Linked DNA regions of Homo sapiens: all the other regions are linked to region 1. Evidence: chromatin contacts called from ENCODE Hi-C data. All regions are on one chromosome and are shown on one strand. The core of a region is the stretch at or near the end of the contact, and the rest is flanking DNA. Distances in the headings are between cores, read along the strand shown.

Region 1 (4,283 bases), core at 592-3,091:
TCATTCTTATCTTTCCTATTCTATTGCTTTTATTTTCCTAAATCAGAAACTCGCTTAGCAAAGTGATAGGATAGGGAATGGATTAGCTTAGAAATCAAACAGGCTCTTGTCCCAGGTCTACTATCTGCTAAGTCACCTGCTTAGAAAGATGAATGAAGCAATGCATCTAAAACCACCTAAAGGGTCTAATGTGCTTGAACAACATAAAGAATTAAAGGTACTTTTAAGCCTGTTTCTCTCCATTCTGTCTATTTTCTAAGTCAATTTTAATTATTTTCAAAAATTTTCCCCTTCTCTGCCTTCTCTATCTGCACAATGGACTCCTTCCATCCTATTCTGCCCCTAAGCAAATGAAGGCGTGCTACTGTCTCTTCCCACTCAAAAAATCAGAGATTTTATAGAAGTGTTCAAGAATGAAGCAAGCTGGAGATGAAGAAAAACTTATACCTGCATTAAAAAATTAAAGATATTCTTGATTTTATTCATACAAAACCCAAGATTTACAGATTATCATTTTATATCATTCTAAGGAAATACATGATACAGGTAGAAAAAAAGCTTTATTTGGTGGAGAAATTCTGTGCAGTTTTAAATATAGAGCACAGAGCTTAGCTGACTAGTGTTTTTATCTCCAGATCACAGGAGACAATTGTTAAATTACTAGATTGTAACTTGGGTATTTCTTCAAAAGGTTTCCTCAAATGATAGCTATAGAACTTTAAGAAAAAAACTGCACACACTTTCCGACTCTGTGGTGCTTTCAGTACCACCCAAAACAGTGATTAGGTTTTAATGCGCATAATAACTACGTTGATCAGAATTTAATTTTTAAAAATCATTAATAAAAGAAATCACTAATACCTCAGAGGGTGAGCAGGAACATTAAATCAACTGTCACTTGAATTTTCCCAGGCAGTAGGTATAGTAAGTCCTTTTTTGAGATTTTACTTTAATTGGAAAGTATTACTGTTTTCCTAACTACTACATTTCCTGCACCTCTGGAACAAAGTCTCTGGCCAGGACTGGAGTGAGGCCAGAAGCCCTAGGGCGCAAAATTGAAGGAGATACTCTCTATACTTGCATGACCTGAAACAGTGACTGCCTCAATTTGGGGCCATTGGCGCCACTTTGTTGGCCTCAACCTACTTTCTGCCCAGGTTTATTTTCTTCAAAGTGTTCTCGTCTTTTGCAATATTTTGAAGTAAGGACAAATTTCAAATATAAATTTGGCCATTCGATTTATGCAAATGGATGTTATTTGCACGGTCACCCACAACTTTACCCAAGAATCAGTAGCGTGACGACTATAAAGCAAAAAACTAGACAGTTCTTACTGTGAGATTACGATTTGATCAACAACAGGGAGAAACCCGTTTCTTAATAGCGCTGAGATCCCCAACTCTTACGCAGAATTTTAACGCCCCCAAAGCGCGTCTATTAAAGTGAATAAATAAAAAGTGACCGCCAGGAACAGACCGCGAAGCTGACCCCTGTCCTGATCCTTACGAGCAGCCGCCGCGGGCAGGCTCCCTCCCCGGGGCCGCCTCCCTTCGCCTCCGAGCCAGTCCGCGAAACCCGCAAAGGCGCCCCGGAAAGCCGCGCCCGGCGGCGGGACTCGAACGCAGCCCACCGGGGAGCGGGCGCCCTCCGCTTAGTCCCCACAGGCTCCCGGCGAGGCCCGGCTTTCCGCAAAAGTGGGGAGGAGAAAAGCTAGACTAACCCCACGTCCTGTCCTGAGAGAGACGCCGGGACGACAGCCATCACTTTCCGCGATCCCGGCCGCAAAGCTCGGCTGTTCAATCGCCGCAGAAACAGAGGCGGTACCGCCGCGAAGGAGGAGCTGAGAATGGGGGTGGTGTGGCTTTAAAAAAAAAGTGCTTTTGAATAAAGAAACTTTATTTGGTGCCCGATCAAACGGCAAACAGTGGCTCGCCAGAAGACCCAATCTTCCGGGGACGAAGGCGGGGCCAGCGGAGGGCGACTAGAGGAGCGGATATGGAAGCGAGCGAAAGCCGGAAGCAGGCAAGGGACCGGGAGGTCCCAGGGCCTAGGGAGCGGAAGAGGTCGCGGCGACGCGGCTCACGTGGTCAGACAGTCACGTGGCCCGAGTTTCTCCCGCTAAGTGGGACCAGAGTTCAGTGCGGCTGCGCAGTAGCGGGGGTGGGCGGGAGCGCCCTTCCAGGAGATGGGTTGGCTGCAGTAGTGAGAGGCTGGGGGTGCGGCTCTTTCCCTGCAGTCCTGCCGAGGAAGCGTGCGTCCCTGGCGCTTCCTTCTTCTCTTCCGGCGGAGAGGTTAGTGTATTGCCTTTTCTTTAGCAGCTCGAGTGGTCCGGCTTGGAGGTCTGCGCCCTGGCTCCTGGCCGCCCGGAACGTGTACAGTTACGGGTTACGCCAGTGCGGCTGTGACCCTTTGCCTCTTACCGTGATCTTTGGTCAGCTTAGCTGGGAGTAAAAAGCACTCAATTAATGAACCCTTTTTTTGAGCCAGTGCACCGCGGTAACTGTAGAAATCGATAAAATAATTTTGAGTTTGAGGAATTGAACGGCATACTCCCAAAGATGAGCGCCACTTAGCTCTCGAATCGTAGCCTAGCTGTAATCGATTTTCTTAATTGGTGTAATTGTTCTCTAAAAGTTGAAATGTGCCCGGGAACTGAGTAACTGCCTTGTATTTCATTTTAAAAATTCGATCGAATGCCTACTATGTGCTGGGCGCTATTGTCAGGAGATATAATAGGAAAAAACACAAATCCGTATCCTCAGGGAGCTTCCATTCTGGAAGGAAGACACAAAAATCTGCCCTTTCCTCTTATTTTTTTCCTTTAGCTTTGTGTCTCACGTATTTTACTGATTTACCTCGTTTTGTCTGTCACTCCCAATGCAAGGTTCAAAAGATTCAAAAGATAGGATTTTTGTCTATTTTATTTTCAGCTGTATTGTCAGCAACTAGGACAATACCTGGCACATGATAAGAACTGAGTTCGTTTGCAGTATGAATTAATAAACTAAAAATTAAAGGTGTGCAAGTGATGTTAAACAATGGAGAAATGCAAAGTGGAGGAAGATAAGAGAATGGATGCTGGTTGTGTTTTTTTTTTTTTTTTTTTTTATTGATCATTCTTGGGTGTTTCTCGCAGAGGGGGATTTGGCAGGGTCATAGGACAATAGTGGAGGGAAGGTCAGCAGATAAACAAGTGCACAAAGGTCTCTGGTTTTCCTAGGCAGAGGACCCTGCGGCCTTCCGCAGTGTTTGTGTCCCTGGGTACTTGAGATTAGGGAGTGGTGATGACTCTTAACCAGCACGCTGCCTTCAAGCATCTGTTTAACAAAGCACATCTTGCACCGCCCTTAATCCATTCAACTCTGAGTGGACACAGCACATGTTTCAGAGAGCACAGGGTTGGGGGTAAGGTCACCGATTAGCAGGATCCCAAGGCAGAAGAATTTTTCTTAGTATGGAACAAAATGAAAAGTCTCCCATGTCTACTTCTTTCTACACAGACACGGCAACCATCCGATTTCTCAATCTTTTCCCCCCCTTTCCCCCCTTTCTATTACACAAAACCGCCATTGTCATCCCGTCCCGTTCTCAATGAGCTGTTGAGTACACCTCCCAGACGGGGTGGTGGCCGGGCAGAGGGGCTCCTCACATCCCAGTAGGGGCGGCCGGGCAGAGGCGCCCCTCACCTCCCGGACGGGGCGGCTGGCCGGGCGGGGGGCTGACCCCCCCACCTCCCTCCCGGACGGGGCGGCTGGCCGGGCGGGGGGCTGACCCCCCACCTCCCTCCCGGACGGGGCGGCTGGCCGGGCGGGGGGCTGACACCCCACCTTCCTCCCGGACGGGGGCTGGCCCCCCCACCTCCCTCCCAGACGGGGTGGCTGGCCGGGCGGGGGGCTGACCCCCACCTCCCTCCCGGATGGGGTGGCTGGCCTGGCGGGGGCTGACCCCCACCTCCCTCCCGGATGGGGTGGCTGCCGGGCGGAGGGTCTCCTCACTTCTCAGATGGGGCGGCCGGGCAGAGGCGCTCCTCACATCCCAGACGGGGCGGCGGGGCAGAGGTGCTCCCCACATCTCAGACGATGGGCGGCCGGGCAGAGACTCCCCTCACTTCCTAGATGGGATGGCGGCCGGGAAGAGGTGCTCCTCACTTCCTAGATGGGATGGCGGCCGGGCAGAGACGCTCCTCACTTTCCAGACTGGGCAGCCAGGCAGAGGGGCTCCTCACGTCCCAGACGATGGGGGGCCAGGCAGAGGCTGCAATCTCGGCACTTTGGGAGGCCAAG
Region 2 (4,283 bases), core at 1,221-3,720, 1.9 Mb after region 1:
TTAACCAACAGTAAACATGAGTGTTTTACTATCACTAGGTCTGTTAGGATTTTTTATGGGACTTAGTAATACGTCACACCCTTTAGCTCCTACAATATCCGCCATGGCCCATTTCTACAACAAGACTAATTGTTGGGTCTGTCCTAAATGGTTTGCTCAGTTCAACAGCACTGAGGAACCTTACAATGACCCAGAACTCACAGTCTTAGGATTCCCTTTGTTGGCTTTACTTTTAACCCTTAAACACATATCAGGCATAAATGGAACATGGTATGGGAGCACTTTCTTTTTTTTTTTTTTCCTCGAGACGGAGTCTCGCTCTGTCACCCAGGCTGGAGTGCAGTGGCGCAATCCCGGCTCACTGCAACCTCCACCTTCCGTGTTCAAGCAGTTCTCCTGCCTCAGCCTCCTGGGTAGCTGGGATTACAGGCATGCGCTACCACACCCAGCTAGTTTTTTTTTTTTTTTTTGTATTTTTTATTAGAGACGGGGTTTCACCATGATGGGCCCGGCTGGTCTCAAATTCCTGACCTCAGGTGATCCGCCCACCTCGGCCTCCCAAAGTGCTGGGATTACAGGCATGAGCCACCACGCCCAGCCATGAATATTGTGGTGGCAGTCGCTGTGGCGGGCACCTGTAGCCCCAGCTACTGGGGAGGCTGAGGCAGGAGAATCGCTTGAACCCAGGAGGCGGAGGTTGTAGTGACCTGAAATCGCACCACTGCACTCAAGCCTGGGCAACAGATCGAGACTCCGTCTCAAAAAAAAAAAAAAAAACCCAAACCGAAAAACCATATTTATTCATTCAACAAACATTTATTTGCACATTGTGTACCAGGCTGTCATACGCATTAGGGATATAGCTTTAAACAAAACAGACAAGATGGAATATCCTGGAACACACATTCTAGTAACAATAAACAAACAAACAAATTCGTAAATAGCATGTTAGATTGTAAAATGTACTCTGGAGAAAAAGCTATATGGAGAAAAAGAAGTGTCTGTGGGGTTAATTTTAATTATGGCAGCCATGGAGGGCCTCACTGACAGGGTGACCGACGCCAAAGCGCCTGAAGGAGGTGAATGGGAGCCATACAAATAACTGGAGGAAGAGGTCCCTCAACCAAGGCAAGTGAAAAGGCCATGGGGCAGGAGTATGTCAGCAGTGTTCAGGGAATAGCAAACTGTCTACTGTGGCTTCAGAGGAATAAGAAGATGGCGTAGGATGGGGTAGGAGAGGATCTTGTAAATCATTATAAAAGCTCTGGCTTTTCCGCCAGGTGCGGTGGCTCAAGCCTGTAATCCCAGCACTTTGGGAGGCGGAGGCGGGCGGATCCACGAGGTCAGGAGGTCGAGACCATCCTGGCTAACACGGTGAAACCCGGTCTCTACTAAAAACACAAAAAATTAGCCGGGCGTGATGGCGGACACCTGTAGCCCCAGCAACTCGGGAGGCGGAGGCAGGAGAATGGGGTGAACCCGGGAGGCGGAGCTTGCAGTGAGCCGAGATCGCGCCACTGCACTCTAGACTGGGCGACAGAGCGAGACTCCGTCTCAAAAAAAAAAAAAAAAAAAAAAGCTTTGGCTTTTCGTCAGATGTGAAGTTATTGGAGATTATGTGTAAAATGTCATAAGAAAGAGTGACAGGCTTGCCCAGAAGAGTGTCTGGGGAATAAACTTGCATGGCAAAATGTTAGTTTTGGCCAGGCGCAGTGGCTCACGCCAGTAATCTCAGCACTTCGGGAGGCCAAGGCGGGAAGAGTTCGAACTCCTTGAGCTCAGGAGTTTGAGACCAGTCTGAGCAACATAGTGAGACCACCTCCCCCGACCGCCATCTCTACAAAAAATAAAAGAACAAAATTAGCCGGGCGTGGTGGCGCGCGCCTGTGGTCACTTGGGAGGCTGAGACAGGAAAATCGCTGGAGCCCGGGAGGTGGAGGTTGCAGTGAGCCGACATCGCGCCACTGCACTCCAGCCTGGGCAACAGAGCGAGACCCTGTCTCAAAACAGAAAACAAAACAAAATGTTAGTTCTTAGAATCGGAAACCCCTAGTAGAGGCCCAAAGTTGTTTTGCGAAAAGGAGACTGACGAGGAAACCCGGAGGAGTCCGCCCAAATAGGTGGAGAGAAGATCCCGCCGCGGGCGCCCCCTGGTGGATAAAAGGGCCGCGCGGAGGGCCGCTCTGCTCTTGAGACGGACACAAACGGGGCACAAAACACTATACTGAGACCGTTCTGAGGGACAGGCTTCCACCAAAATCGCCAAGGGCGGACCAGGATTTTCAAAACGGCCGCGCCGGGGGCGGGACCAACCCGATCCGTAAGTCAGCTGGGCAGCCCGGCGCCCGCACGCCGACCGGAAGGAACTGCTCGGAACCGGGGGCGGCGCCGGCGAGATGACGCAAAAGGGGTCGCGCCGAGGGTGACGCGTGGCGTAGACGACGCCGTCGGCCTGCGCCTGTCACCCCCCTCCTCCCGGGGTTTGTAGCGGAGGAGGAGCGGGCGCCATGGCGGTTCTACTGGAGACCACTTTAGGCGACGTCGTCATCGACTTGTACACCGAAGAACGGCCGCGTGGTGAGGCTTGAGCCCCACTCACCTGTCGCCGGGGCCCCCGAGCTTGTCTCCCTACTTTCCCTTCTCTGCGCAGTCCAGGGCAGAGATTGGCTAGAGCTCGAGCTTCTGGGCTGCTGGTGCCCGCGACTGGGCTATTTTATTAACCGGCCTTGGCTAGAAAAGTTTTTGTGACGGGAATTCGTTTGAGCCTTGGCAGCCCTTCTCCCGTATTTTGTGTTGGCCAGTCCGGTGGACGGTGCTTGCGGTCATTAATTGCCTTTGGGAGTGTGTGTGTGGGGCGTGTGTGTGTGTGATTCGAGCTGCACATACAATACCCATAGCTTTTGTGCCTTTATTGTGTTTACTCGTGAGAGGAACATAGGAACTATTGCTTGGTGTGTAATCGGTTAAATCTTGATGAAGGCAGTTAGGGTGTGCTTGGCGCAGCGAGTGTGGGCATACCGCTTAGGTGGAGGAGGAAGAGGTTGTCTGGAGTGTGGACTGAGCCTTCGAGGCACTGGGCTAAGTCCTGGGCTTGGCTTCTTGCCCCCGAGGGTCTGATTTTTCCACTGGGGGAAGTAGACACAGGAACCCATTTTAGTTTTCTATGTGTTATGGTAGAAGAATGTGTAAGTTGCCACGGAAACCAGAAGAGGGCGGCTTCTTTGGTGGGGGGTGGGAAGAAGCAAAGCTAGCGAATACTATATAGAACACTTGAACTAGTTCTTTCAAAGATGAATGGGAATGAGGGTTTTCTTAGCTTGGACTTTCTTTGTTTGGAATTTTCTGGAAACGGCAAGTAGTTTGGTGTGGCTGGAAGGACTGGTGTGAGTCGTGGAATGGTAGACTCGAGTGTGGTCAGATACGCCTAGGTCAGTCGTGAATAGTCTTGTGTGCCCTACTGATGATCAGAGTCCTTGAAGACTTTAAAAGCAGGATTGAGGCATGGCATACTTGTTTTGAGAAGATAATAGGCAGCGGTGTGGAGAATGTATCAGAGTCAGGAAGAAACTGAGACCAGGAGAGATTAGTTACAAACAGGGTCCTACCCACATGGAATGCAGAGCCTATCAAAGAAGGTGAAATAAGTTGCAATATTGTACAATAACTACCTCCTGCCGTGCTCCGCTTTCCCTCGCACGCAGCTATTCCTCCCTCCTCTCCACCTGGCGAAAACACTACAAACTCTCCCGTACCATTGTTACCATTCTTTTGCTGTTTCTTCTAAACAATATTCTTCTCCACTATTGTCCTTCTGGCAAACTTACTACTTATTATCTAAATCTCAGATCAAGCATCATCTCTTCTTTGAAGCTCTCCCTCCTTTCTAAGCAGAGTTACCTGAGGGTTCCTCTGCTGTGTCTTAGGTCTTTTATAAACCACATGACACATTTTATTTTAACATTTACCTATTATCCTGGTGTTGTTTACAAGCGTGCCCTCGCTCAAGAATGTAAACTCCAATGAGAGCAGGAACTATACCATAATTATCATCTCTATATCCTGAGTACCCAGTACAATGTCTGCTACTTTTAGGGCACACACTAGAGGTTCATTATGATGACTAATGGATATAAATGTGTTGTATTAGTTAGGACCCTTTGTTCAAGTGATAGAAACCCAACTCAAACTGGCATAAACAAAATAATTGGTTGCCTCATAATACTGGGGTAAGCTTGGATCGAGTGGCTGGATCGAGTGTTTCAAAGAATATCATAGGGAATTTT
Region 3 (4,283 bases), core at 463-2,962, 1.7 Mb after region 1:
CATCCAGCACCCACAGTAAGTATTTCCCCAACCATCATCACTCTCCGCACCTACAGTCCCCAATGCTTTGCATCTCGTCAGTTCTCTTCCTGATCATTCCACCTCTGCTTTCCCTGCTCTTTTATCTCTCGCCCTACTTCACAGGAGTAAGCCTCCTAGTCCTACACAGAGCAATTTACTCAGCTCCCTGAATTATCTAGGAATTTCCCCAAAGACTAGAGTTTGTGGAGATACTTTCCTTTAGGTTTAGAGAGCATTGAGGAGCTTAAGTACCATGGGTTGATGACAGACGTGACAGGATTCTGGGGGCAGTCTGCCCTTCCAGATGCATAATCCTTTTGGATAGGGCAAGCAGACCTGTGGACATATTAGATTCCTATAATTCATATAATTTTAGGGCTGAAAAGGTCTTTATGGGGCACCCTTACGTTGAAGAAAGTAAGCCCTGGGGCTCTTTAGTGACCCACCTTGGGTCACATTGCCTTCTACAAACTCTGTGCTTGTAGAAAATAGACTTTCAACCAAATGTTCTTGGAACATAATCTTTTTTTTTTTTTTTTTTTTTTTGAGACGGAGTCTCGCTCTGTCGTCCAGGCTGGAGTGCGGTGGCGCGATCTCGGCTCAATGCAAGCTCCGCCTCCCGGGTTCCTGCCATTCTCCTGCCTCAGCCTCCCGAGTAGCTAGGACTACAGGCGCCCGCCACCACGCCGGGCAAATTTTTCTGGATTTTTTAGCAGAGACGGGGTTTCACCGTGTTAGGCAGGATGTTCTCGATCTCCTGACCTCGTGATCCGCCCGCCTCGGCCTCCCAAAGTGCTGGGATTACAGGCGTGAGACACCGCGCCCGTCCGGAACATAATCTTTTAACGGGTTTTCACATTTGGATTTCTAGATACAGTAAGTAGCCAGTTATTACTTTAACGTCAGAAAAAGATGTCTTTAATTTTTTTGTACTCTGTAGTAGAAAAATTACGAAAGAAGGTACTTGAAAACACTAACTGTATATTTCCTAGAGGAAAAACTGGCAAAGGCGATCTTCACAAAGGGTGGACCGTACCTTATACATCAAACCCAACGATCCCATCCCACACTTTACATTCAGCTTAACCAGAAGTAAAACCTCTTGTCACACCGTCACCGGTATTCCAATTATGGCAATAACGATCTCCTTCTACGGATGCGGTTGACAGATAAGATCTCTAAACCGCTGCTAATCAATCGGTCCTGGCTCAAGCATTTCTTATCTGCCGGATTCAGAAAATACAGATGCTGGAAGCTCACCGGCTTGTTCGGGGAAAGAACGCTAAGCAAGAATAAAATTTTATTTCAAAGCGCCAAAAATCTGGAATTCTGAGGTCCACAGGGAGGTTTCCCAGAGCAACTCAGTTGTTCCCTTCTGAGAACGTAGCTCCGTGAAATGCACATCCCTACTCGGTCCAGAGAAATAGATCAATGGGGAAAAGGATTGAATCAACCAAGTAGGCTGGGCGGGAGACAGCCTTAACCCACGGGCGCGGGCGAGTCGTATGGGCAGGGGCAGGCGGGAGCGACGTGGGGCGACGCTCACGAACGATCAGAGCTGCGGGCGACGCAACGAAGCCCGGAGGCCGCAGGCTGCGCGCTCCCTCGCAGCAGCCGGGCGGGCAAAAGCCCCCAGTCCTCGGCCCCCGCGCAAGCGACGCCGGGAAATGCCCACATCCGGGAAACCTGCAGCGGAGTGCGGCGGCGGCGACACTGAGTGGAAGGCAAAATGGCGGCGGCGGCGGCGGTGGCCTGGTGTTAAGGGGAGAGCCAGGTCCTCACGACCCCTGGGACGGGCCGCGCTGGCCCGCGGCAGCCCCCCCGTTCGTCTCCCCGCTCTGCCCCACCAGGGATACTTGGGGTTGCTGGGACGGACTCTGGCCGCCTCAGCGTCCGCCCTCAGGCCCGTGGCCGCTGTCCAGGAGCTCTGCTCTCCCCTCCAGGTAGGTCCGGGGCTGGCGTAGCGGGTGCGCTCCTCCAGTGCTCGAGTTGGCGGGGCGGTGGCCGCCGGGGCCCACGCCCATCCCCGCTGGCGAGGGTCCAGAGGTTTGGACTGGCGGGCAGAGCCGGCCCGCTCCGGGCCTGACTTGGCTGGTTGCATTGACCCGAGCTGAGCCCTGCCCTGGGGAAGCGAGGGTTGGCCGCGCCCGGTGCTGCAGGAAGAGCCCCAGGCTTTTCGGCCTCGGAGGTGCAGGTTTGGCTGGGTAGAGCCTGTCTTTCTGGCGGCGTGTCTCCCACCCCACCCCCAACACGCGAGTCGGCGGTGTCCAGGAGGGAAGGAACGGGAAAGGTGGTTCTGAAGGAAAATTGCAGTAAAAGAGCTACAGTTCTTTGGATCCCAGAGGGCCTTGATCCTGGGTATACCTTAGAGAAATCCTGGGAGTCTCTTACGTCTAGTTCAGTGTGATTTTAGGTTACTGTTCATAGTTGGAAGAGGTGGGAGAGATGGAGAGGTCTTTATGGAGTAGGAGTGTGTATATAAATACAGCAAATGAAGGAACGACAATTAAGGGAACAGTGTTTTTTATAACCTGAAATAGCTTGTAGCTCAATGAATGCCTCAGATGACTTGATTTATCCCCATTCTGACTTCTCTGTCAATTTCTAAGGGAACAAAATTTAATGTTTGTCAACTCATATGTTAATACGGCTTTTAAAACATGTATCATCCTCCAGAAGTTATTCATAAATCTAGTGAACAATAAGTATAATCTCATGCACAGAAGTAATATTGTATAACTCCAGTTTTGGAAATGGATTTGAATGTTAGCGATCATGAAACTTGTTTGAACTTTATGAATTATTTATTGAAGGTTAATAAATTTATCAGTTTATCAGTTTATCAGAAGTTTCTGATAAACTTAATTTTTTATCAAATTTCCTCCATGAGGAAGAAAAGGTAGGACATTATAATTGGAGTGAATGTTCTGTGCTACGAAAACAAAGCTTATTATCTCTGACGGTAAAATGGGGTAGTTGATTCCTTAAGGCAGTGGAGGAATTTGATTGAACAGTAAAAGAAGTAGCATTGTGTTAGTCCAATTGGCTGCTACTGCAAGAAACTAGATCATGGTCCATGCTTGGAATGGCACATTCTATGCCTAAATATTGATGGAATATGCCTTGCTGCTCACCAAAAAATACTTCTACTACATTTTTAATGTATAATATCTGGCTTTCATTGTGTAGGTCGTTTTTATTTTTGTTTTGTTTTTATTGCAAGTCCTTGTTCTATATAAATAGTGTTGGAACTGTTCTAACCCTGGTTATTTGGTTATTTTAGATGTTTTATTTACATCAATGGGAGATTGTTATACATCACAAAAGTTATTTAGTCATTGAATAACATTTTCGCTAAGTAGGAACAGCAATCATTTTTCAGCATGAAGATACAGCGTTGCTTTCACTTTTGATCTGACAATTATTAGAAAGTGAACTGAAGAAAATGTCAGTATGCAGTTTCCTTTAAAGATGGGAACTCGCTATGTTGCCTGCGCTGGATTCCAACTCCTGGACTCGAGCAATCCTCCCACCACAGCCTCTCAAGTAGCTGGGACTACAGGTGCACTACTGCACCCAGCCAGGGTACCTTTCTGATAAACTTAATTCAACCCAAATTAACACTTTGAAATCTTATGTAATGGTATCATTTTTTTTTTCCTAAGTTGGACAAACTAATCAATGATACTTGTTTGTTGATGTTTGTATTTTTGATGAGGGTCTGAACTTTAAAAAAAAAAAAATGGCGATCTGTCATACCCAGGCAGTTTGATTCCAGAGCTCTTACTTTAACCATGAGATTAAAGTCATTGAAAGTTATGGGGTAGGTAGGTGACATGATCAGAATTGTTTATTAAGACGAATCTGGCCCCATCGTAGTGTGGGTTAAAAAGGTAAGCAGTTTTGCTTTGAAGAATTATTTTAAAAATTCTTTTTGCCTAGTAATAATTTGAATTTTCACATGTCATAGCAGCAAAGATTGTTGAGATTTAGTAATGCCAGTATTAACCATACCTTGTTGTGGGGATTATAAAATTAGTATAACTTTCTAGAAGGCATTCTGACAATAAGTATCAGAATTTTAAATATGTATTCTCTTTGATCCAGCAATTCCACTTCTGGGAATTTATTTTAAGAAAAATGCTCAGCAATGTGTGCACAAGAATTTTTATTGCAGCAATTTTTTTATTAACTAATTTCGTTATGTGCAAGGAATATGCTATATGTATATTATACATATGTTCATTTTATTAAACTATGAG

What was found. A loop is a pair of places that touch in the nucleus more often than their neighbours do. Pooled maps may share reads with other maps.
Region 2: a pooled map shows a loop between it and region 1 (13-fold over the local background). The contact joins the promoter of PPIL4 here to the promoter of DCPH1 in region 1. A Hi-C loop is called at or near these places in 9 of 50 pooled maps.
Region 3: a pooled map shows a loop between it and region 1 (10-fold over the local background). The contact joins the promoter of LATS1 here to the promoter of DCPH1 in region 1. A Hi-C loop is called at or near these places in 9 of 50 pooled maps.

The regions. Positions count from the first base shown.
Region 1 is chr6:151,450,024-151,454,306 of GRCh38, reverse strand. It overlaps DCPH1 (damage control phosphatase 1), which reads right to left and starts at 1,841. Exons shown (of 5, transcript NM_024573.3): 1 at 1,721-1,841. The coding sequence starts at 1,761. RMND1 (required for meiotic nuclear division 1 homolog) reads left to right here and starts at 2,181. Exons shown (of 12, transcript NM_017909.4): 1 at 2,181-2,291. RefSeq lists a silencer at 1,484-1,603 and enhancers at 1,764-2,213, 2,404-2,453.
Region 2 is chr6:149,544,230-149,548,512 of GRCh38, reverse strand. PPIL4 (peptidylprolyl isomerase like 4) reads left to right here and starts at 2,470. Exons shown (of 13, transcript NM_139126.4): 1 at 2,470-2,577. The coding sequence starts at 2,508. RefSeq lists enhancers at 901-1,577, 2,281-2,580.
Region 3 is chr6:149,715,530-149,719,812 of GRCh38, reverse strand. LATS1 (large tumor suppressor kinase 1) reads left to right here and starts at 1,712. Exons shown (of 8, transcript NM_004690.4): 1 at 1,712-1,964. It overlaps LOC645967 (a long non-coding RNA gene), which reads right to left and starts at 2,192. Exons shown (of 1, transcript NR_134652.1): 1 at 917-2,192. RefSeq lists a silencer at 1,833-2,222.